Regions from separate parts of the Homo sapiens genome. Here all the other regions are linked to region 3. Evidence: chromatin loops called from intact Hi-C (ENCODE). Cell type or tissue: dorsolateral prefrontal cortex. All regions are shown on one strand. Each heading gives the region's core, and the rest is flanking DNA. Links, peaks and the distances in the headings are about the cores only.

Region 1 (5,699 bases), core at 700-5,699, 280 kb after region 3:
CAAGAGATGGAGGCCACATGGCTGACAGCCCATCTGTGTGCACTGCCGTAATCTCACCAGCCCATGGGATGTGCAACCTGTAGCAGTGAGAAAAGTGAGCCTGACAGGTTAACAAATCTGCCCCAAATCACACCACCACTAAGTGACAGACTGGGATTCAAATTCAGGTGTCTGTATCTCCAGAGCCCCCTCCAGCAGGCCACACTGGCTGACTCTGGGTGAGACCTTCATCTCCTTCTTCCATTTGCTTGGAGGCTACTCTGTAAACCTTCAACTCTATGCATTTGAGAATTGAGAGGAGAAATGAAGGACCCATACGCATGGTCCACGCAGGGCTTGGAGTAGTGGAAGTCAGAGGGCAGGGTGGAAGGCAAGGCTGCTGCTGAGGATGGGAGGCTCTCCCAGGCTTCAACAGTGCCCCTGTGTGCACAGTGCTGTGTGCATCCTGCCTCCCCTACCGTGGGCCCCTGCATGACCGGGCTCACTACCCTCTGTGGCAGCACAGGGGCTGGGGGAGAGCAGCCAACACACTGTTCACCCACCCCACCCCTTGCTGGCTCCCTCACAGGCCAGCCACATGCTGGAGCTAGGCAACCACTGTCTGACATGTGGCAAGTCAGCACAGCTGGACCAAGCACCTACCTAGGAACTAAAGGTCATAGAACCACTCCAGGAGCTGGTCAAGAGCAAACGACACTAACTCTATCCTGAACCCTTGTCAGCCTTCAATCATTTCTCTCCTGTTGGGGAAACATCTGGGATACAGCTGCCCCCACTCCTATGATCACAATACAGCCCTGCCACCTGAGGAGGGGCCCCCAGCTCAACGGCAGGGGTGCAGACAGGGGCCTGGCTCAGCTTTGGCCCTAGCCTGAAACCCCTCAGCTTGCCCATACCCTGGTGGGGCAGATCTGACCTCATCAACTGTTGTCTAGCAGTGGGGCCAATCCCAGTCACCTTCTCTGAAGAATGACCCCTCCTGGGCAGCTTTGTCTGACTTGACTCTAGGTTCTCAACAGTAGATGACACTCAGGAAGGAGACAACGTATGCTTAGGGAACGTATGGTTTATCAGTTGAGAAGACACACGAGCTTCCACAAATTGATATATTTACTTCATTGCCAGCGGAGTACACTCGCATACATAGATATCTCTGAGTCACTTTAAGTCACATAACTGCAAGGATACAAACAAACACTAGTTCATCCCTGTGGCTGAGTGCCCTTGGGGAATACTCAGATCCCAGTGGGGCTTCTCTCTGCATCTTCTGGCCACTCTGGCCGTTCTCCCTGAGCCCACCCACCTTCTCCCCCTCCCTTCCATTCTTCCACGATGGTAGCAAAGCAGGGAAGTGCCAGTGGAAAGAGACTGCAGGTGCACAGAGGCTTGGACAGGCCAGAGTCCATGGCAGCTGCTTTGGCGTCTCTCCTTGGTTCATGTGGTGGGCACTTCACCACTTCAAGGACACTGTCAACTCCCTGAAGGCAAGGCCCAGGGCTTTGACTTCCCTAGGCATGGAGAGACAGTAGTCAGGAAAAGCAGCTCCTTGGCAGACTGCTGGGTGTGTGACAACTGTGAGGGCTCAGGGGCTACAAGCAGGGACAGGGCAAGCTCGCAAACAAAAAACTGAGACCCGATGCGGTGCATGCGGGGAGCAGAGCTGTGCAGGGCGCTGCAGGAGCAGAGGAGGGGGCGGGGCAGGACGGCTTCCTTGAAGGGAGCCCTTCAGGCACTGTCATGTGCCACATCCTGTGTGAGGCACTTCACCTTCATCTTATTGCATCTGGGATTCAAATCCAGATCTGTCTGGTTCTAAAACCCACGTGCTTTCTTCTGTACAGGTTGCTACCTGAGGGGACATCTGCTCTGGGACTCAGAGAATGATAAAGAGATCTCCAGAATAAATGAATCACTTTCAGAGAAAAGTAAAAGAACAAAAACACAAAAATAAAAAACACACAAAAGAAGCAAAAAAATACTACATTCTCCCCAAATTTCACATCGTAAGTGGCTGGAAGTGCAAACATAAAGGATGCTAGCAACATGGCCGCGGCAAGAGGAGCCTCTGGAGCAAGGTCAGCTTCTCCCCTGATTTCTGGCTTTCAGCCAACAAGGCCAATGGCTCTTCCAAACCAGCTGCTGCTGCTGAGCTCCAGAAGAGGGGCCTCTCAACTTCCAGAGGCCAGGAAGGCTCACCCTCGGAGCTCTCAGTTTTGTTTTTTATACTGCAAGACAGAGAGATTCGAAGTGGAGGAGGGAAGCCAACAGGGGCAGGAGGACTCTGGAGAAATCTCAGGCCTCCATCATCTGGACCTCACCTGCCTCCTGCAGGGGCTTCTTGGAGGTGGTGAAACCCAAGCAGGAGGCACTGGGCAGCCAAATCTCTAGTTCATGCCTGGACTCCCTTTCTTCTTTAGTGAAAAAGGAAGCTGACAGGGCTGGGGAGGGAGGATAGTGATAACTCACTCTGGAGAGTGAGTTAGAAGGACAGGGAGGTATGGTCACACTCCAACTCTCTAGGTCCTTCTAATACCAGCATCTAAGGGCCAAGACGCCAGTCTACATTCCTGACTCACTCCCTTCCTCCACCAAAACATACTGAATGTTTCCTCCATAATTCTGCCCCAGTGTGAATACCCCCCAGAGACAGGGAGTCCCCCGCCAGGACAGCTTCCCTCTCTGCGGCATCACAGTGCCACCGCCGGCTCTGGCACTATAGCTTTCCCTCCTTCTTCCTGCTGCCCCCTCTCAGCTCGATCAGCACTGTTGGGCAGAAATTTGCCTTTAAGGATGAAGAGTGAGAGCCCCTCCCCACTTGCAGAATATAAATGCAACCAGAAGGGATTTGTCTTCACCTTTCAGCTTCTGGAGGAGGGAAGCAGCTGGCTGGTGGCCTCCTCCACAGGGACCATTCTCAACTGTGGGGCAGGAGTGGCCTCTAGTGGTCATGGGGATCACAGCCATCATCACCCCAGCTCGCAGGCAGAGCCCAGGGGCCAAGCACCTACTTTGTTCATGATCCAGTCAGCATCTTCAATGGCTCTTTTAATAATCTGCTGGATTCTCTCAGGGTTGTCTTCATCTGAATGAACCCGAAAACTCTGCAAGTTTAAGCATAAAGAAAGATGACTAGGCAAAATTCCCAGGACAGGCAGCTTCAGAGCACCAATCACAGGCCAGGGACACTGCTGGGCACTTTATACCCAGCAGCTCTCTTCATCCTCCATAGACTGTTATGATTATCCCACACAGAGATGAGGAAACAGAGGCTCACTTGCTGCTGAACAATAGCATTTGAATCCTAGTCTATGTGACTGCAAAGCATGTACTCCTGCCACCAAGGTAGGTGCAAAAAGACTGGCCCCCAAGTTACTGCCAAATCAAGCTAGGCCCAAAGGCTATCAGGCAGTAGAGTCCAAGGGGAAACTTCCATCTCTCTTCCTCAGAAGACGCTGCTTTCCCCAGGGTGAGATCTCTGCATAGGCTTTACAGCAGGGAGGAAGAAGTAGGACTTCTCTCGGCCCAGTGCTAGGAGAGCTACACAGGGAAGGGAGGGGAGGTAGTAGATAGAGTGGCCTCAGGAAATCCACCCAGGCCCAGTGCAGAGCATGGGATACTGTTTGCTTTTGACCAGATATTCATCCTTGAGAAGCAACCTAAGATTCAGGTTTTGCTTTTCAAAAAGAACTGGCACCAGGCATGGTGGCTCATGCCTGTAATCACAGCACTTTGGGAGGCCGAGGCGGGCAGATCACCTCAGGTCGGGAGCTGGAGACCAGCCTGACCAACATGATAAACCCCATCTCTACTAAAAATACAAAGTTAGTCGGGCGTGGTGGCACATGCCTGTAATCCCAGCTACTCGGGAGGCTAAGGGAGGAGAATCGCTTGAACCCAGGAGGCAGAGGTTGTGGTGAGCTGAGATTAAGCCATTGCACTCCAGCCTGGGCAACAAGAGTGAAACTCCATCTCAAAAAAAAAAAAAAAAAAAAAAAAAAAAGAACTGGCACCTCCCTCCCCTGTCACTCCCAGCCCCACACATCCTCCTGCTCATCTTTAGGAGCGCCCCCCGCTCAGCATCCACCTCTGGCATGCCCTCCTTGACTCCCCCAGACAGCTAACTGCTCGTTCTCCATGTTTCCACAGCCCTCTGTGGCTACCGCCACCTCTGATTTTTTTTTTTTTTTACTTTCCATATTATATGTGTATGAATTTTAGCTAACTTTCTATTTGGAAATGATTTCTCACTTACAGAAAGTTGTGATAATAATACAAAGAATTTCCTACCAGAATCACTGACTGTTAACATTTTGCTACACTCGCTTTATCATTCTCTTTATATAAGTATGTATAAATTTTTTCAGAAGCATTTAAGAGTAAGTTGCAGACACGCTATCCTTACCCCTAAACATTCCCATGTGTAGTTCCTAATGACAAGGGCATTCTCTGACATAACCACAGTAATCAAATTCAGAAGACTCAACATTGATACAACTCTATAATCCATAGCCCATATTCCAATTTCATGCACTGCCCCAGTAATATTCATTTTTTTTTTTTGAGGCAGGGTCTCACTCTGTCACCCAGGTGAGAATGCAGTGGCACAATCACAGCTCATTGCAGCCTCGACCTCCGGGCTCAAGCAATCCTCCCACCTCATTGTTTGATTTTTCTGTAGAGACAAGGTCTTTCTATGTTGCCCAGGTTGGTCTTGAACTCCTGAGCTCAATCTGCCTGCCTTAGCTTCCCAAAATGCTGGGATTACAGACATGAGCCACCATGCCTGGTTCCCAATAATATTCTTTACAGCATTTTTTTTCTGGTCTAGGATCATACATTACATTTAGTCACCATATCTCTTGAGTTCTCTAATCCAGAACATCAAAAATGTCAGCGTTGTGTTTCACGACACTGACATTTTTGATGAGTACAGGCCTATTAGTTATGTGGTAGATGGCCTCTCGATTTGGTTTTACCTGATGTTTTCTCAGGATTAAATTCAAGTTGTGCACTGTTGGCAGGGATGCCTGCCTAAATGATGTCGTGTCCCACAGTCTATTTTAATTACCCACTTAGCTGCCTCATGCATGCCCTAGCACAGCTGGTGTGCTGGGTGAGGCACCCTCTGTTTCCTGGACAGAGAGGAGCTGGGCTGCCCAGCACTGGTTTCCTGTGGCTCTTCCCACACTGCCACCTCACCACCATCTCAGAGACTAGCTCTGTGCCCTGGCCTTGGCCTCTGACCTGCGCCCCTAAGCCTGCCATTAGAGGCAGCCCCCAGACCTGGTAGAGCCAGCTCGCACCTGCCTGACAGCATGCTTGTAATGCTGCTGGATGCCCTTGGTCGGCAGCTGCTGGCAACAGCGCAGCAAGTATCGGTAGAGCTGCAGTGGCCTCCGAACCAGTTCTGCTCCTGGCAGCGGGGCCATCCGTGAGACCCTCTGTCCCTGGAAAACAAGCAGGATCACTTCCAGGGCATCAAGCCAAGTTCAGTACTCAGCCCTGACCCCCAGTTCCCAGTACTCTGGGAAGCAAGCTTGGTGCAGTGCAGAGGCCCCTCCTGTCCCATCCCATGGAGCCTGCACCTTGGGGTGGGGTGGGCATTCAGTTCAACAGAAGCTCTAGCCCAGAGCAGGCCCACAAGACCAAAGGTGAGTGTGGAGGGAGACTTACAGCCTCATCCCTGGCGTCTTCTTTCT
Region 2 (5,778 bases), core at 583-5,582, 360 kb before region 3:
AGGAGTTCAAGACCAGCCTGACCAACATGGTGAAACCCCGTCTCTACTAAAAATACAAAAATTAGCCAGACATGGTGGCACATGCCTGTAATCCCAGCTACTCAGGAGGCTGAGGCAGGAGAATCAGTTGAACCTGTGAGGCAGAGGTTGCAGTGAACTGAGACCGTGCCATTGCACTCCAGCCTGGGCAACAAGAGCAAAATTCTATCTCAATAAATAAATAAATAAATAAATAAATAAATAAATAAATAAATATACCAACCTCATAGAAAGTGATAGAAAATGTGAAAAAAACAAACAAACCTCATTAGCGCCTGGCCCCTTCCCACCTGTCAAGCCTAATTCCCTGCACATGCGCCCTGAGCTTCCTCCTGCAGTTCGCTCTGCCTGGAAGGTCCTTTCTCTCCTTTGCCTGTCTGGGGAGCTCTGAGTCTGAGTTTTTAGCCTGGGAAGGCTTTCTCCATTACATTCTTGAGGCCTCTCACAGAGTTAGGAGAGTCCTCTGCTCCCATAGCTCTGTGGGTATTTCCCATCTGGAGCCTGCAGCAAGCTGGAATGAGAGGTAGTAGTAAGAAACCAGCCCTCTTTATGAGTAAACGTGTATTTGGTAACTGATACAGCTGAAGAGCTGGTCAAGTCTTGCTTTCCTCGGAACAATGCTGCTGATTTGTACAGTTGATCACTCTCACCAGCCCCAGATTATTTCAATGGCTCCACATTGTGCCTGGGATTGAGTCCAAGATTCAAGTGCCTAGCATGCTGCAAGAGCCCTAAATGACCTATGGGTTCCTCCAGCCTCATCTCCACCCATCCCACCCCTACCCACCTTGCATTTCCTCACAAGGGCCACACTCTCGCACCTCCCACCTTCATTCATGATGTTCCCCCTGCTTGGAATACTTTCTTCTCATGTCCTACCCTGCTTCATCTGACTCCTACTCATCTGTCAGAAGTCACCTGCTCTGGGAAGCCTTCCCAGGTTAATGAGAGGTGAGTCAACTTCCCCCAGCAAGATGGAGAAATCAGGATGCCCCTAAATAGGGGGTTGGATAAATCCAGGATTCTACCTCCACAAAATGAAATAAAAATAGAGATGTGAATTTTCTTATTTCTGTATTAGGCAGTTTTTAAAATACTGTTGTGTTCATGGCAATATATTCAAGAATGTAAAGTGAAGAGTAAGTCCCTCCTCCTGGTTTCAGTCTTCCCTGAGGCACTCACTGTTGTCAGTTTCTTGGGTGGGTCTTACAGACATGTTCTACCCCTAAACGGGTATACACGTATGTCAAGGTGAGAGAGGGGTAAAGATGGGGGATACAAAATGTATTTAAGTCATGGACCCTGCACCTGAGAAACTCACAACTTCTTGGGAAGGTTAAGTCAGCCCTACTCCATGAGTTAGAGTATTAAATGGCATGTGGGAACCTGAATGAGGTCACTCACTCAAGGCCACTCACAGCCACTCAGAGCCAGGATTCAAGCCCCAAAGAGATTGAATGGGCTTGTTCTATAAACCACCCACCTGCCATAAGTAAAAGGGACACCTTTCATAAGTGGTATCAAGACAGAATTCCTAACCCCCAGTCCCCAGGTATAGTTCGAATGCACATTATTGTAATCCCTCTATTGCAAAGTCCTGGTTCTTGGACTTTTAAAGCTGGGACATAGCTGAGTCTGGGGCTGGAAACCAGGACTGGCAGGTGCAATAAAAGTAATAGTCCATCAAGCTTTGTTGCTTGAACTATGGTTACCATAAGTAATTACAGGAAAAATAAACAAAAACACTCCATGAAGCTGAAGTAGTAAAATGAGACTCCAGCTTCGAGAACAGACACGGTATTAAAATTGGGGCATCTTTGGGTCTGGCATCTCCACCCAGGCCATTTGACATGTGAGAAAATCTCGAGAGGTGAAGTGACTTGCCTGAGGTCACTGGGTTGATTTTGACAAAATGAAGATCAATATGCCTGTTTCCTATTCTGAGTTAGTCACTGTCCACAGCACCGCCTTCCCCACCACCAAGGGGAAGAGAGGCTGCAGGACAAGGTGAGCGCACCCATGTCCTTCCTGAGATGAGGCCTGTGCACTCTTGAAGTATTCTCTGACTTCAAGGGAGAACCAGTGGGAACGTCAGGCTTGGAAGACCAAGTCAGGGACTCAATTACGGCCTCACTGTCATTGTTTCTAGCTACAAACTATAAACACCGACTGCCTGAATGGAGAAGAAAATGTATCAGAAGGTAAACAGGCAGCTCACAGAACCACCACAAGACCCTAAAACTAGGTTTAAAGCTGCACAGTCAGGGACAACACCCCCCGACGGAACCCAAACCCTATGTGCCGAGAAACCTCGATGTGTCCCCAGCCGGCTCAGCGGCCCCTGCTGTGCCAGGAATTCAGATGTGCTGCACTGCCGACCATCCACAGTGGACATTCTCGGGAGTCCTGGCCTCCCTCAGAACCCCCACGCTCCCCTAAGGTCTGGCACAGGCCCCTCTGGTTGGCCAGCCCTCGTCACATGCGCTGGCTGTAGTTGCAAAAGGGAGGCTGAGAAAGGGGAAACGGAACATTTCCGTTTCTCTAGTAGAAGGTGAGGACCTCCTCCCGATCCAATCATAAAGTAGGAGTCCCCCAAACATGAGAAAGGAGTTCAAATGCCCAGTGGCTCCAAAAAGAAGATAAATGTCCTCCACCTGTTGGAAGTGGGGCATAAAGAAGATGGATGAGTCCTAGAGGAGGAAGGGAGAGGAGACCCTCCACAGAGCAGGGGCAGCTGAGTCTGTTAAGTGAAATTTGACTTAGTGGTGCAGGAACATGACGCATGAGGCATAACTCCACTATCCCAATAGCACAGGGCTAGGGTTGCCAGATGAAAGTCACATGCTTGGGGAATTGCAACACAGGAAGAGAAATTGAGCAATGAAGAGAAATTGAGAAATGAAGTCTCCGTACATTAAAGAGGAAGGGAAGGCTAATCTCTTCCTACCCTGGTTAAGAAAGAATTTGAATGGAGAAGAGGAGGAAAGGAGGCTGATTTGCATTAAGCACCTACTATTTTTGAGCACCAGGCCCTGAAATGTGGCTGGCGTGATCTCCTTTAATGTGGAGAAACAGAAACAGTACAATCTTGATAATTTGGGGATTTGGGAAAAGACTCCTTTCCCGTATGTTTCTTCCGTTAGTGTTACAGCCTCCTGGCCTCTCCCCTTCCTGCAAGCCCCTCCTGGAAAGAGGAGGTGATTGTGAGCTGCAGAGGGCAGTGTAAGCCTGGCTCTGCCTGCCTCCTGCTTTCCCTTGGGTGGGGCCTCCCATCGGCAGCTGGCGAGCACAGCTGTCATGCAGCCAGCCCTGCAGTGAGGCCCGCATGTCTGAGTCCTGCCTATGACCAGGCAGGTGGGTCTAATTCTGGGTATGACATTAGGATGTTGGTTGTTGCCTGGTTCATCTAAGCCACACCCTCAATCCGGGCCTTTATCAGCAATGAGGGTGATACTGCAATCCATACCTATCTTACTCCTTTATGTCTCAATAGTTTAGAACTCACACTGAGGAAAAGGGATGCTCCTTACCAATCCCCCTTCTCAAATCTCACCAGTAATTTCTGATAGGATTAGCACAGCATTTGACAAATATTAAAGGATTCAATTTTTAATCATCCTAGGAAGCAGGGCTCTTAACTTGAGATTTGGGGATGGACTTCAGAGCATGGGACATTCATTTATTCATTATTTTTCTTTTCTTTTCTTTTCTTTTTTGAGACAGGGTCTTGCTCTGTTGCCCAGTCTGGAGTGCAGCAATGCAATGACAGCTCACTGCAGTGTTGACCTCTTGGGCTAAATTGATCCTCCCACCTCAGCCTCCTGAGTAGCTGGGACCACAGACATGCCACCATACTCACCCCCTCTACCATAAAGTCTGAGGGAAAATTACTTTCTCTCCAAGACATTCTTGCAGCTGAAAATGTTACATAACATAGTTGGCCAATGAAGTATAAGCCAAAGAATTCTGGGAGCTTCTGGAAAAATTTTGCTTCCTTGATTGGAGCTGTGATTCTTTTTTTTTTTTTTTTTTTTTTTTTTTTGAGACAGAGTTTTGCTCTATTGCCCAGGCTGCAGCGTCAGCTCACTGCAACCTCTGCCTCCCAGGTTCAAGGTATTCTCCCACCTCAGCCTCCTGAGTAGCTGGGATTACAGGTGCCCACCACCATACCCAGCTAATTTTTTGTATTTTTAGTAGAGACAATCTTTCACCATGTTGGCCAGGCTGGTCTCAAACTGCTGACCTCAGGTGATCCACCCACCTCAGCCTCCCAAAGTGCTGGGACCAGCCACTGTGCCTGGCCAATGTCATTAATTTCTTATGTGTCCTTTCAGAGATACTTTATTTGGACACAAGCAATTACAAATACAGTTGACCCTCTGTATCCACAGCCTCTGTATCTGCAAGTTCTGTGTTCATGGATTCACTCAATTGCAGATCAAAACATATTGAAAAAAACAATAAAAATAGTAGTACAATAGTAAAAAATACAAATACAAATAAATAATACAAATAAAAATAAAAATAGTAAAAAATAATACAAATAAAAATATCATAAGTAATCTAGAAATGATTTAAAGTATACAGTAGGATGTGCAAATACTATGCCATTTTATATAAGGGACTTGAGCATCTTTAGATACTGGTATCTGCAGGGGTCCTGGAACTAATGCCCTGTGAATATGGAGGGATGATGACTGTATATGTATCTTTTGCCTCCTTTTAGACAAATAGTAGAATACTATACACACTGTTCTGCATCTTGCTTTTTTTCACTTAAAAACACATCTTGGTGACAATTCCATATCAGTACTTAAAGCATGCCAAACTCTTTTTAGCATCAGCATACTATTCCACTGTGTGACTGGAGCATAATTAATTTAACCAATTCCCTACCATGGGATGTATATGTTATTTGGAATCTTTTTTAAAGGATAGAATCCAGCTCAAGAACTTCTAGCCATGCAAGTGACTCAAAGCTTTAATGCAGAGTAACTTTAGGCAAGTTGCTTAACCTCTCTGAGGTTAAGTGTTTCTTATCTTCCTTCCCACCACAATGGCTCCCCAGAGCCCATCACTGCCCTGGGGAAGTGCTTTTATATTTCCAGCCCCACACAGTAGCATCCACCTTCATCTGGGGAGTGGGGGTCGAGGAGGCAGGAATAGGAGGTTTCAACCAGAGGACAGGTCCCCAGTGTCTTGGCCAAGGGAGCCTGGTGGGGGGCTCTCTCTGGCTGCTTCTCACGCCCTTATGTTGTCACCCTCTGAAATATGCTGTTTGCCTTCCCTGACGCTGACCTAGTTGGCAAGGACTGCAGAACAATGTCAGGCCCAGGGCCTGGTGCATCCTGGGGATGTCACCGCAGAGCAAACATGAGTTTGCTGGCTGGGTGTCAACAGGAAGATACATTAAGGGCAAATAGGAGCGAGATCCCTGGCATGGAAACAAGAAGAAGGCTGGCTGCTGGCTCTGTGTGGGAGTTTGTTTATTTATTCTATAAAACAGCTTTATTGATATGTAATTCTCATACCATACAATTCAACCATTTAAAGTGGACAATCTAGTGGTTTTTGTGTATTCACAGAGCTGTGCAACCATCGTCACAAGGAATTTTAGAACATTTTCATCACCCAGAAAAGAAATGCCATGCCCCTTAGGCAATCACTCTCCCATGCCCGCCCTCTTTTCAGTCCTAGGCAGCCACTAATCTACTTTATGACTCTATAGATTTGCCTGTT
Region 3 (5,778 bases), core at 450-5,449:
AGATCCCCAGCTGGAGCCATACCCAGCCAGCAGGAGGCCAGGGAGCTTCTCCTGGGACTTCTTTTGGGGACGGTGGAGACGGAGATCTTGTAGGAATCTCTCTCTTTGCCTTCACCTCAGCACGCACGTGGCTGGATATCTCCTGACATTCACGCGTTGTCCTGAGCACACCCCTCCCCTCCCTGCATTGAGTGATGGCCCATTTGATTAACCTCCTCTCCCATTCTGCTCTGTCTTTATTATGCTCTGAAACTGTGCCTTTTGCTAAACCTCCCAGTTTGGGTTTTTGTAAAAGCAAAGGGTGTGTTTGGAACACGGCAGTCACAGAAAAAGTTCTTTTTGCACAATCAGCCAGACCCTTGCTGCTTTCCCTGATGTCCCCAGATTGGGCCTTCATCGTCCCCTGCACAGAGGCCTCACTCTCTCCAAGATCCTGTCTCTTTGGTCGTGGCAGCACCAATGGGTCAACCCTCCCCCCAACCCCCACTGCCCGCCCGGCTGGCCCGGTGGTTCAGCTGGAGAAGGCACGCCTCCTATCGTCCCCTGCTCTGTGCTGTGCAGGGGCATTGCACTTGAACTTCAGGGGTAAACCTGGGAAAAGATTATAGTCACGTGCTGCTTCACAACGGGGAAATGTTCTGAGAGAGAGATTCCGTGATTTCATTGTTACGTGAGCATCATAGAGCGCACTTACGTAAACCCAGATGGTATAGTCCTCCACACGCCTCGGCTGTGTGGTGTAGCCTGTTGTTTCTAGACTGCAAACCTATGCAGCATGTGACTGTACTGAATATTGTAGGCAATTGTAGCACAATGCTAAATATTTGTGTATCTAAACATCTGAACACAGAAAAGCTACAGTAAATATACAGCATAAAATATTAAAAATAGGGCTGGGCACAGTGGCTTATGCCTGTAATTCCAGCATTTTGGGAGGCCGAGGTAGGCGGATCACTTGAGGCCAAGAGTTCAAGACCAGCCTGGCCAACATGGTGAAACCCCATCTCTACTAAAAATACAAAATTAGCCAAGTGTGGTGGCACATACCTGTAGTCCCAGCTACTCAGGAGGCTGAGGCATGAGAATCGCTTGAACCCAGGATGTGGAGGTTGCAGTGAGCTGAGATTGCACCACTGCACTCCAGCCTGGGTGACAGAGCAAGACTCTGTCTCTAAATCAGTCAATCAGTCAATTGTTCTTTATTTGTAGGGGACTGGAAGCTGCTCTGGAAGAATTCCTGTACACTATTGTAGACTTTATAAACACTAAACACTTAGGCTATACTAAATTTATTTTAAAATATTCTCCTCAATAATAAATTAACCTTAGCTTACAACTTTTTTACATTATAATCTTTAAACATTTTTTTTAACTTGGACTCTTTTGTAATAACACTTAGCCCAAAACAAACATATTGTATAGCTGTACAAAAACTTTTTTTTTGAATTTTTATAAGCTTTTTTCTATTTTTAAAATCCTTATTTTTTCTTTTACTTTTTAAACTTTTTTGTTAACTAAGACACACACGCTAGCCTAGGCCTGTGCAGCCTCAGGATCATCAATATCACTGTCTTCCACCTCCACATCTTGTCCCACCGGAAGGTCTTCGGGGCAGTGACATACATGGAGCTGGCATCTCCTGTGATAACAGTGCCACCTTCTGGATACCTCCTGAAGGACCTGCCTGAGGCTAGTTTACAGATAACTTTTTTTTTTTTTTTTTTTTTTTGGTAAGTAGAACAAGTATACTCTAAAATCATGATTAAAAGACTGGATGTGGTGGCTCACGCCTGTAATCCCAGCACTTTGGGAGGCCAAGGTGGGCGGATCACCTGAGATCAGGAGTTCAAGACCAGCCTGGCCAACATAGTGAAACCCCGTCTCTACTAAAAATACAAAAATTAGCCAGGCATGGTGGTGGGCTGGGTGCCTGTAATCCCAGCTATTTGGGAGGCTGAGGCAGGAGAATCGCTTGAACCCAGGAAGCAGAGGTTGCAGTGAGCTGAGATTGTGCCATTGCATTCCAGCCTGGACAACAGAGCAGGACTCTGTCTCAAAAAATAAATATATAAATAAAAAAAATTTTAAAAATGATTAAAAGTACAATATAGTAAATACATAAACCAGTAATACAGTTGTTTATTCTCATTATCAAGTAAGATGCTACCGTGCATAATCGTGCGTGCCATCCTTTTATACAGCTTGTAGTTCCGTGGATTATTTCCCGCCAGCGTCACCACAGACACGTGAGGAATGCATGGTGCTGCCCTGTTACCACAGCTACCACATCACTAGGCAAGAGGAATTTTCCCACTCCATTATAATTAGGGCCACCGTCATGTATGTGGTCCCTTGTTGACCAAAACAACATTCTGTGGCACATGACTGTATTTACACCCCCATTTGACAGTGAGACAGCTGGAGAGGTTAGCCAACTCCCTAAGGTCCCAGAGCCTAGTTATGTGGCAGAATTGAGGTTGGAACATGCTGTCAGCTTCCAGAACCCCAGTGTATCCTTTTCAGTCACCTATGAGAGAGAGAGAAAAAAATGTGGGTAGGGAGTGGTAAGGTTGAGACACTCTGGAGGTACAGGTGGGGCTCAGGGGGAGGAGGCCATTCTTCCGTACATAACACTGTTAAACTTTTCAGAATCACTGTTTCTCTCCCATTGTATTTTGCCCTTCTGGGCTCACATGCATTTCACAGAGTGCTGGTGACCGGAGACGGGGTCTTGGAATGCCCAATCCTCCAGTGCAAGCCCCTTTAGTCCTGCAGACTCCTGCCAGGGCCCATTTTCTCCCAGCTCTTTTCCTCCTTCCTGCATGGTTTGGCCTGTCCTTGCCAGGTCCATCTGGGGTAGGGCTGTCCCAGCCCAGTAACAAGTCCCTGCCTCCCAAGCCGGTACCTGCAATTCCGCTCCTCCCTCCTGCGTTGGCCGTTCTGTGTGTGTGACTCACCTCCTCTTCTGTTTAAAGCTGCCTACTTCATTCATCATAGACAGCAGTTTATCTTTCCAGGTGAGTCCTTTGCATGGTTCCATTAACTGCCCTTTGCTGTGACCCCTTCTGTCCTGCCCACCTGGGCAGGGCGCCCTCTCTCTGGGTACCTTTGGAGATACTTGAGTCTCCCTCCACCTGTTCTGAGAGCTGACTGCCCATAGAGGATGGGAAGAGGGCAGGGCAAGTGCCCTGGTGGTAGGCCTCTTACGTGAGAAGTTCTTGCTGGGAGGGACCCTGGAATCCATCCCATCCAGCCTCTTGGCACAGAGACTGCAGGCAACCTTTTCAAGGTCACACTGCTAGGAGATGGCAGAAGGACTAGAATCTGGGTTTATAGAATGGGGAGAGGACTTTTTGCTAATGCCTTATGAGCATATGTCACCGTATCCTCCCTTGCACAATGATGGGAGGATATCTTATGCACAATGTCTTAGAGAAGTAGAAACCCATTTGGGAAGGTCTGCGGGCTTCTCTTAGTGGGCTTCACCCTTCTGTGCCTTACCACACAGTGCCATCTGCTGGCCATTGCTGGAAATGCCTCCTTATTGCAGAAAGTTTAAAGGAAAACGCTTTCAGTAAGTCAATACATTGAGTCCCTTCTGCAAAAGTTGTTTTCTACACTTACTATGTACCAACCTTTTCATTCCTGCCCCTAAAGTGCTTGAGATCAGTGCTTTTTACTGTAACTGAAGGTGATGAGCATAATGGTGTTTAAAACAAAGACTGTAGCTGTTTTTTTTTTGGATTGAACAGGACTGTCTTGAAGTCACAGTATTTTGGTTACTCCAGGCTTTTCTATTCCCTAAGCCAGCTCCATTAGGGGGTTGACTTGGAGCATCTGTGAGTCCTTAGAGGACCATCCATATGGCGTTGCTCAGGTGTGTGCAGGGCAGCAGTCAGGGCCCTGAGAACCCGCCTCCCGGAGGCTCCCTCTGAACAGCTGAGCAGCCTCTGCAGTTTCACACCGGTTTTTTGTTGTGGTTCCCCTGGTTACTAGCTCTAGGATGCACGCAGGGAATTACCCCAAAACATTGGGAAGATATGGCTCTTCTCCCAGAAGGGTCCATTTTCCCCCGAAGATATGTCACAGGGAGGGCAAGGAAATACATTTTTATTAAAGCAAACGTGGACACATTTTGGAGCAGAATGCATGATACACTCTTAACTTTTAAGCAAAAGCATGAGGATTCAGAGAGGCATTTTGCCTTCCCATCTGGGGTTTGGGGAGAAACCACACCCCAACTCTTACTACTTCCCTCATGCTTTAGGTGTGTGTTTGCCTCCTTTGGAACATTTGAGCAGTGTGGGATGGGTGGAAATGCCAGGCCCCTGCTGGTAGTCTGCAGACACACTGTGTCCGGGGGAGGCCTTACCGGTAGAGGCTTCTAAGGTTCTGATCCCCCAGAAATTGTGCACAGGATGTTGGGCACATGTGTGCATTTCCCTGATAAGAAGGCCCACGGCCTCTATCAGATTCTCCAAGTCTGTGAGGTCCCAGAGATGTTGACAGCCTGTGGTTCAGATGACCTTCAAAGGCAGAAGAAAGCCCTAGAAGAAGGTCGAGGGAGGTCTTTTGGCTGAGCGGGGAGAGTCTTTGTCCACACAGGCAGGAGAGAGGCCTTTGATAGCTTCAGCCACTGCCACTTCCTGTCTCTCTTTTTGCAGAAAAGAGCGGGGAGTGAGCCGTCCATGGCGGCCCTGGGGCCACCAATCTCCCTGTAGCACTTTGGTTCCATGCTGGAGTAACCTTTGGTTCTGGTCTTCCTGGACGTGGGACTTTTAGCGCCAAAACTGGGAACACCCCAGGCTCAGGGATCAGCCCCAGCTGCCCACTCTTGGGCCCCTGATATGTGGCGTTTCTTCCTCTCCCCTGAGAGCTGCTCCACCAGTGACCCATACCTGAAGCCGAGGGCTCGGGGCCTCTGTGCTGGAAATTCCCAGCAACTGTATCAGCCACCAGGTGTCGCTAATGAGCCACCTGCATGTCCTGCCACCGGCCTTGCTGGCCAAAGTGAGGGAATCTCATTAGTTTCAAGGGTTGTTGCAAGCAGCCCCTGCTTCCAAACAGCAGCTTTAGCCAGCCTGTCCAGTAAATGAGAGCCCAGTTTGCTTTTACCACTTGCTTGGTGGGGGGCAGTTTGGCCACAGGGGCGTGGTGGTAATGAGAAGTCTCACCCTCCCCACCTGCCCAGATCCCCTGCCCAGAGCCCCTGCCCAGAGCCCCTTCCTGAGACACAGCTGTGTATGCAGAAGCAGGTGCTGTGGAGGCTGCGTCCTTGCAAAATTTATGGAAGGGCCCAGGCTGGTCCTTGTGGGAGTGTCTGGGGAACATGTGGCAGTCCACTCAGGGGAAAATCAGCCTCTCTGGGGGTGCTGGGTTTCAAGCACGGTGTCTCTTTGGGGAGAGGAAAGCAATCTCATGCTTTGTGTTTGGTTTTTGTTTCCTCCAGACATTTCAGCCTTTGCACACGCAGCCCCGCTCCCTGAAGCTGCCGACGGTACCCGGTAGGCATCCCTAGGTGGTGTCCCCTTCGCTTCTTTGGGGAATTATTAAGGCTGGATCCATATCCCTGGCCACCTCCCACTCCACCTTTCCATCTCCAGCCAGCCAGATGCAGAACTCCCTGGGCTCATTCACCCTCTGGGCAAGTGAACTCCACAGAGGGTTTTATTTGCCTCCTATCAGTGCGGTCAACATTGGGTGGGGCCGCATGTGAAACTGGAGCAGTCTTGGGACCCAGGCGGGTTGGATAGAGGGCATTTGGAGTTAGAGAAGCCT
Region 4 (5,778 bases), core at 431-5,430, 270 kb before region 3:
TCAGGCTGTTCTCAAACTTCTGACCTCAGGTGATCCACCTGCCTCGGCCTCCCAAAGTGTTGGGATTACAGGCGTGAGCCACTGCACTTGGCCGCTTTCATACATTTTAGGAAGACAATACATCAATCAATACAGGCAAGGTTTACATTGGTTTGATCTGGAAGGGCAGGACAATTCAAAGTAGGGTGCAGCTTCCAGAGGTCAGATTTTAAAACTTTCTGATTGGCAATTGATTGAAAGAGTTATTATCGGTAGAAAGGAATGTCTGGGTTATGATAAGAGGTTGTGAAGACCTAGGTTTTGTCACACAGACGAAGCCTCCAAGTAGCAGGATTTAGGGAGAATAGACTGTATTGTTTCTTATCAGACCTAAGGTCCCCGTTGGTGTGAATGCTGGAGGGTATAATGAGGCATCTCCCACCCCCTCTTCCATCGTGGCCTGACTAGATTTTCAGGTAACCCTGGAATGCCTTTGGCCAAGAGGAGGGGTCCATTATTTTTGGTTTACAACAGTGAGAAGTGAGTTGGGGGAGAATTGGACTTTTGTTTGGGTTCTATTTTATACACATCTCTATTGTTTGGATATTCTGCAGCAAACATTACAAATTTTTTTAAATGCTGAAGTCAAATTGATGCCTTCAAGTCTATGAACGCTGTCATCCCAGCAAAGCACAGTGCACCTGCTTTCCCATGTGTTCTGGGCATGTCCTCACAAGTTGGGGTGAGACAGAGTTGATCCCTCTGCCACTCTGCCCACTCCTGCCAATGGCTGTGCTTCCTGGCAAGTCATTGGCTCTTCTGAGCCTCAGTGTGCCCACCCATAATGCAGGCAGAGGCATCTCAGAAGCTCCAGAGTCACTGGGAAATGGCACATGGGGTGGCAGGAAGGTGGGAGGGGGAGAGAACAAGAAGGCACTATGTTAGCAAAACTCAGCATGAGGGAGGGCCAGCTGCAGCCCAGCTCCTTGGCTGCAACCACAAGGGAGGGCAGGGAAAGAAGAGGAAGGAAAGAAAAAAGGAGAGGAGCCAGGCCTGGTGGTTCACTTTGGGAGGCTAAAGAGGGCAGATCACTTGAGGCTGGGAGTTCGAGACCAGCCTGGTCAACATGGTGAAACCCCATCTCTACTAAAAATACAAAAATTAGCAAGGCTTGGTGGTGTGCATCTGTAGTTCCACCTACTTAGGAGGCTGAGGCAGGAGGATCGCTTGAACCTGGGAGGTGGAGGCTGCAGTGAGCCAAGATTGTGCCACTGCACTCCAGCCTAAGCTACAGAGTGAGACTCCATCTGAAAAAAAAAAAAGAGAGAAAAGAAAAGAAAGAAGAGGAAGGGCTACTGCACTCTGGACTCAGTGCCCTCCTTGGTCTCACACCCTTGCTGACCTCCCTCCTGGCACATGAGGTCTTCATGCTGCTCAGGCCCATGGCTGACCTCCTCTCCTCTGGAGTGGTCCATCCCTACCAGATCTCCTCCTGTCCAGCTGAGCAGACCAGGCCTATACAGGCTGCTTCTGGCTCCACTGAGGCCCAGGAGCTTACACCTTTGGACCGGGTGTCAAAAGTGTCCTTCTTATTAGCAAAAAGAATTTTGGAGGGAAAAACAAATGACATCCTCAGACATCCTAGGGCAGAGTCAGAAGCAGAGAGGAGACTGAATGGGCTCGGGTGGGTGTGGAAGGTCACTGCAGGCCGCCATAGGACAGGCCTGGGCTCACAGGAGCAGGATGTGGGGAGGGGGATTGCCAGGCAGGGGTGGGGACCAAAGTGAAGGCCACCTGGTGGGAGCCAGTCAGAGGGGTGGGGCAGGGTTAGATCACAAGGGAATCCAATGCCAGGGGGCCAGGGGATGTTTTGCAATGTGGGCAACTGAACCTGAGATGTGACAAGACCAGTGATTTGGCGACCTGCCCAGGCAGGCCCAGCCCCCAGGGTATTGAGATGACACATTCTAAACTCAGGTGACCCGGGCCTTGGGAGTGCACTAGCAACTGGCTGTCAGTCACGGGGCTCTTCAGATATTTGTCACGTGAATGAGCCAGACAGTAAGTGGAGATGCCCTTCCTAGTCACCTACTGCCGGCGTTCACGCTGTGAACCAGCGAACTAGGCCACCGGCCTGACCCAGTTTTCCCTGTGGCCTGCCAAGCCAAGGAGAAGCAGACGCGGCCGGCGCAGGCGTCCAGGGTGACTCGGAGGCGTGGCTCTGCAGTCGCGGCTCTGCAGTCGCCTTGGAGCGGCTGCCCTTCCGACCCCGCCTGGGCTATGACTCATCTTCGGTGGAGGAGAAAGGGGCCTTTGTGAGCGCCCAGCTCCGGCGTCTCCTGGACAGCACCGCCCTCCGGTGGCCGCGAGTCAGGAGGGCTGGGGAAGCCGCCCGAGAGGCAGCGCCCGAGCTCCCCACGAGCTGCTGTGCCATTGGAAGCGCCAGCGCCCTCCCCTCGGAGTCCAGCCAAGTCGGGGGGAAGACTGGGAGAGAAATCGTCACCCCCTAGAGGGCAAGTGGGCTCAGCCCTAGGAAATGCTTGTTTCTCCAGCCCCTCCCAGACGCCCCGGGGAAACGGCATCCCAGAGCTCCGCTCCCTGGAGGCCCCTCCAGAGAGGGACCCGGGGCCCCGCCCCGCAGCTGGAGAAGGGGTGAATGCCTTTCCTACCTAACGCCTGGTCCGCGGCCCTGCTTGTTGCGTCTCCAAGACCACGTGTCTGCTGCATTTTAAAAATAGTTGTGAACATCTGACTTTCTCCTTTTGTGAGTTGCCTATTCATATCCTTGGTCTGCTTTTCTATTTTCTATTTTTTCTCTTGTTGACGTACAGAAGCACTTTAAAAATGTCAGTTCTGTCGAATGTGTTGCAAATATTTTTCTAAGCTTAGAATTTTACCTTCTGATTTTGTTTTTGGTGATATTTGATACACCACACGACATTTTGATGTGGGATGACCTTTTGATGTTTTTCTTTTTCTTTCTTTAGTTTTTTATTTTTGAGTCAGCGCCTCACTCTGTCACCCAGGCTGGAGTACAGTGGCGTGATCTTGGCTCCCTGCAGTCTCCGCCTCCCGGCTCAAGCCATCCTCCCACCTTAGCCTCCCTAGTAGCTGGAACCACAGGTGCACACCACTACGCCCGGCTAATTTTTGTATCTTTTGTAGAGAGGAGGTCTCGCTATGTTGCCCAGGCTGGTCTTGAACTCCTGGGCTCAAGCAACCTGCCTGCCTTGGGCCTCCCAAAGTGCTGGGATTACAGGCTTGAGCCACTACTCCCGGCCTTGATGTTTTCCTTTATTCTTTCTCCCTTTTGTTTTTTTTTAATTGTAAAACTGCTCCCATCTGAGTATCACACAGACATTTCAGATCTATATTTTTTCTTTTCTGCTCCTCTTCCCCCCTTCCCTTCCTCCATTTCCTCTTACTCCTTCATTTGGCTTTTAAACCCACCTGGGACTAATTTTGATATAAACTGGAAGATAAAGATCTAAACTTATTTTTTTCTGAATAGTCAACTTTTCATATGTCATTATTCAGGCTTTCTCTCTTGTTTGTTTGTTTGTTTGTTTTGAGACAGTCTTGCTTTTGTCTCCCAGGCTGGAGTGCAGTGGCACAATCTCTGCTCACTGCAACCTCGGCTTCTCAGGTTCAAGCGAGTCTCCTGGCTCAGCCTTCCCAGTAGCTGGGATTACAGGCGCGTGCCACCATGCCCGGGTAAGTTTTGCATTTTTAGTAGAGATGGGTTTTCGCCATGTTGACCAGGTTGGTCTTGAATTCCTGACATCAAATGATCCACCCGCCTCGCCCTCCCAAAGTGCTGGGATTACAGACGTGGGTCACCATGCCCAGCCCAGCCTTTCTCTTTTAGTAGAATATTTCCTCACTGGTTTGAAATATCACTTTGATTATAAACTAAATGCTCGGGCCTATTTCTGGCCAGGACCCTGACCTTATACATTAAGCCAAAGGATATGGACTTCTTAAAAAAATCATATTAGGCCGCTAATTATGGATTTAGGACATTTATTCACATTGTTTTAGGCTCCAACTAAAAGCAGGCTTGAATGAAGCAGCTGCACAGGAAAACTGGATAGGAAAGATTTCATTTAAAAGGACATAAACATTTTAAATTCTTTTTAAAAATTTATTATTATTTATTTTTAATAGAGACAGGGTCTGGCTTTGTTGCCCAGGCTGGCTTTGAACTCCTGGGCTCAAGCAGTCGTCTTGCCTCAGCTTCCTAAAGTGCTGGGATTACAGGCATGAGCCACCACACCTGGCCAACATTTTCTTTTCTTTTCTTTTTTTTAATTTTCTTTTTTTTATTTTATTATTATTATACTTTAAGTTTTAGGGTACATGTGCACAATGTGCAGGTTAGTTACATATGTATACATGTCTGGCCAACATTTTCAATTCTTATTATACAAAATGTCAAACCTTCCTCCAGAATGGACATAAATAGACTAATGCATATCCTCCCAGAAGCATATGAGAATGCCCTTTTCACTACACCGTTCTGAGGTTGAGTATTATTTGTAAAACTATGTCCTAGTTTGAAAGGAAAAATAGGATCTCATTGTTCTCTCATAATTTGCATTTCTTTAATGCTTGAGAGTGAATTTTTTCATGGTCATTTATAAAATACCTAGATATAAGCTTGACACAAAATGTGCATGTCCTATAAACAACAAAAACTTAACTAAGAGGTTTTAAATAAAGTTTACATACATGGAAAGGCATGTGATACTCGTGAATGGAAAGATGCCAGTTCTGGCCAAATTAATATATAAGTTTTGTGTGATTCTTTTTTTTAACACATTTTTTCTTATTTTTAAAAAAATTAGAGACAGCCTCTTGCTGTGTTGCCCAGGCTGAAGTGCAGTGGTGTGCTCATGGCTCACTGTAACCTCAAACTCCTGAGCTCCTGTGATCCTCCCACCTCAGCCTCCCAAGTAGCTAGGACTACAGGTGCATGCCACCACGCCCAGCTAATTTTTGTATTTTTAATTTTTTTTGTAGAGATGGTGTCTTGCTGTGTTGCCCAGGTTAGTCTCAAATTCTTTTTTTTTTTTTTTTTTGGAAAGAGTCTCACTCTGTCCCCCAGGCTGGAGTGCAGTGGTGCGATCTTGGCTCATTGCAACCTCCACATCCCTAGTTCAAGCAATTCTCACGCCTCAGCCTCCTGAGTAGCTGGGATTACAGATGTGCACCACCATGCCCAACAAATTTTTTGTTTTTTAGTAGAGACGGGATTTTCCCATGTTGTCCAGGCTGGTCTCAAACTCCTGAGCTCAGGCAATCTGCCCACCTCAGCCTCCCAAAGTGCTAGGATTACAGGCATGAGCTATTGTGCCCGGCCTGGTCTCAAACTCTTGTGCTCAAGCGATCCTCCCACCTCAGTCTCCCAAAATGCTGGGATTATAGGTGTGAGCAACTGCCCATGGCCAGTTTTGTGCAATTGTATTAATAATAAAAATTCCAATATATTTTTGGGGAATTTTGCATAGTGAATCTAAAGGTCATAGACAAGTGGGGACAACCAAGAACACTTTGAAAAAAATGGCCAGCGAAGGAGAACTTGTTCATATTAGCAGGTGTTCTAGAAAGACCCTCTAATCTCCCTACCCAGCTGGGATTTTGAAGAGATGTTGTAGTGAAGTTATTATTTTCAGAGACATGGGCCAGGTTAAGGGAACCAAGAGGGGAAGTTGAAGCTTGTGCAACAGCAGGACTCCATTAGCACCCCAGACAGTTCGGAGGGTCGGCCACACCCAAGTTACAGCCCTAGGGCTGCAG

What was found. A loop is a pair of places that touch in the nucleus more often than their neighbours do. Peaks named below come from ENCODE experiments on the same cell type or tissue, not always from the same donor. Only the 100,000 strongest peaks of a DNase experiment are listed, where the experiment ranks them.
Region 1: it touches region 3 in a loop (3-fold over the local background); 8 of 110 quality-filtered maps call a loop at or near these places.
Region 2: it touches region 3 in a loop (7-fold over the local background); 105 of 110 quality-filtered maps call a loop at or near these places.
Region 4: it touches region 3 in a loop (5-fold over the local background); 15 of 110 quality-filtered maps call a loop at or near these places.

What each region holds. Positions count from the first base shown.
Region 1 is chr17:27,877,266-27,882,964 of GRCh38, forward strand. LYRM9 (LYR motif containing 9) reads right to left here. Exons shown (of 4, transcript NM_001076680.3): 2 at 5,304-5,447; 3 at 3,009-3,101; 4 at 1,093-2,225. The coding sequence starts at 5,429. The coding sequence ends at 2,208. Among named protein-coding and RNA genes, the nearest start is that of LYRM9, 13 kb to the right of the region's middle. RefSeq lists an enhancer at 4,700-5,390. In dorsolateral prefrontal cortex, for the core only: CTCF peaks have their summits at 2,939 (motif pointing left) and 3,141; a DNase peak (open chromatin) is centred at 2,926; H3K27ac peaks cover 4,059 bases.
Region 2 is chr17:27,242,182-27,247,959 of GRCh38, forward strand. No RefSeq gene overlaps it. Among named protein-coding and RNA genes, the nearest start is that of MIR4522, 49 kb to the right of the region's middle. In dorsolateral prefrontal cortex, for the core only: CTCF peaks have their summits at 3,262 (motif pointing right) and 3,463; DNase peaks (open chromatin) are centred at 2,463, 3,310 and 5,412; H3K4me3 peaks cover 730 bases; H3K27ac peaks cover 4,730 bases.
Region 3 is chr17:27,598,385-27,604,162 of GRCh38, forward strand. It overlaps KSR1 (kinase suppressor of ras 1), which reads left to right. Exons shown (of 21, transcript NM_001394583.1): 11 at 2,976-3,017; 12 at 5,450-5,504. Among named protein-coding and RNA genes, the nearest start is that of LGALS9, 30 kb to the right of the region's middle. In dorsolateral prefrontal cortex, for the core only: CTCF peaks have their summits at 1,644 (motif pointing left), 1,846, 3,511 (motif pointing left), 4,962 (motif pointing right) and 1 weaker place; DNase peaks (open chromatin) are centred at 1,637, 3,497 and 4,957; H3K27ac peaks cover 1,710 bases.
Region 4 is chr17:27,330,685-27,336,462 of GRCh38, forward strand. LINC03146 (long intergenic non-protein coding RNA 3146) reads left to right here and starts at 1,811. Exons shown (of 3, transcript XR_007065677.1): 1 at 1,811-2,743; 2 at 3,576-3,693. RefSeq lists an enhancer at 1,862-2,411. In dorsolateral prefrontal cortex, for the core only: CTCF peaks have their summits at 2,345 (motif pointing left) and 2,547 (motif pointing left); DNase peaks (open chromatin) are centred at 1,917, 2,297 and 3,097; H3K4me3 peaks cover 1,826 bases; H3K27ac peaks cover 3,734 bases.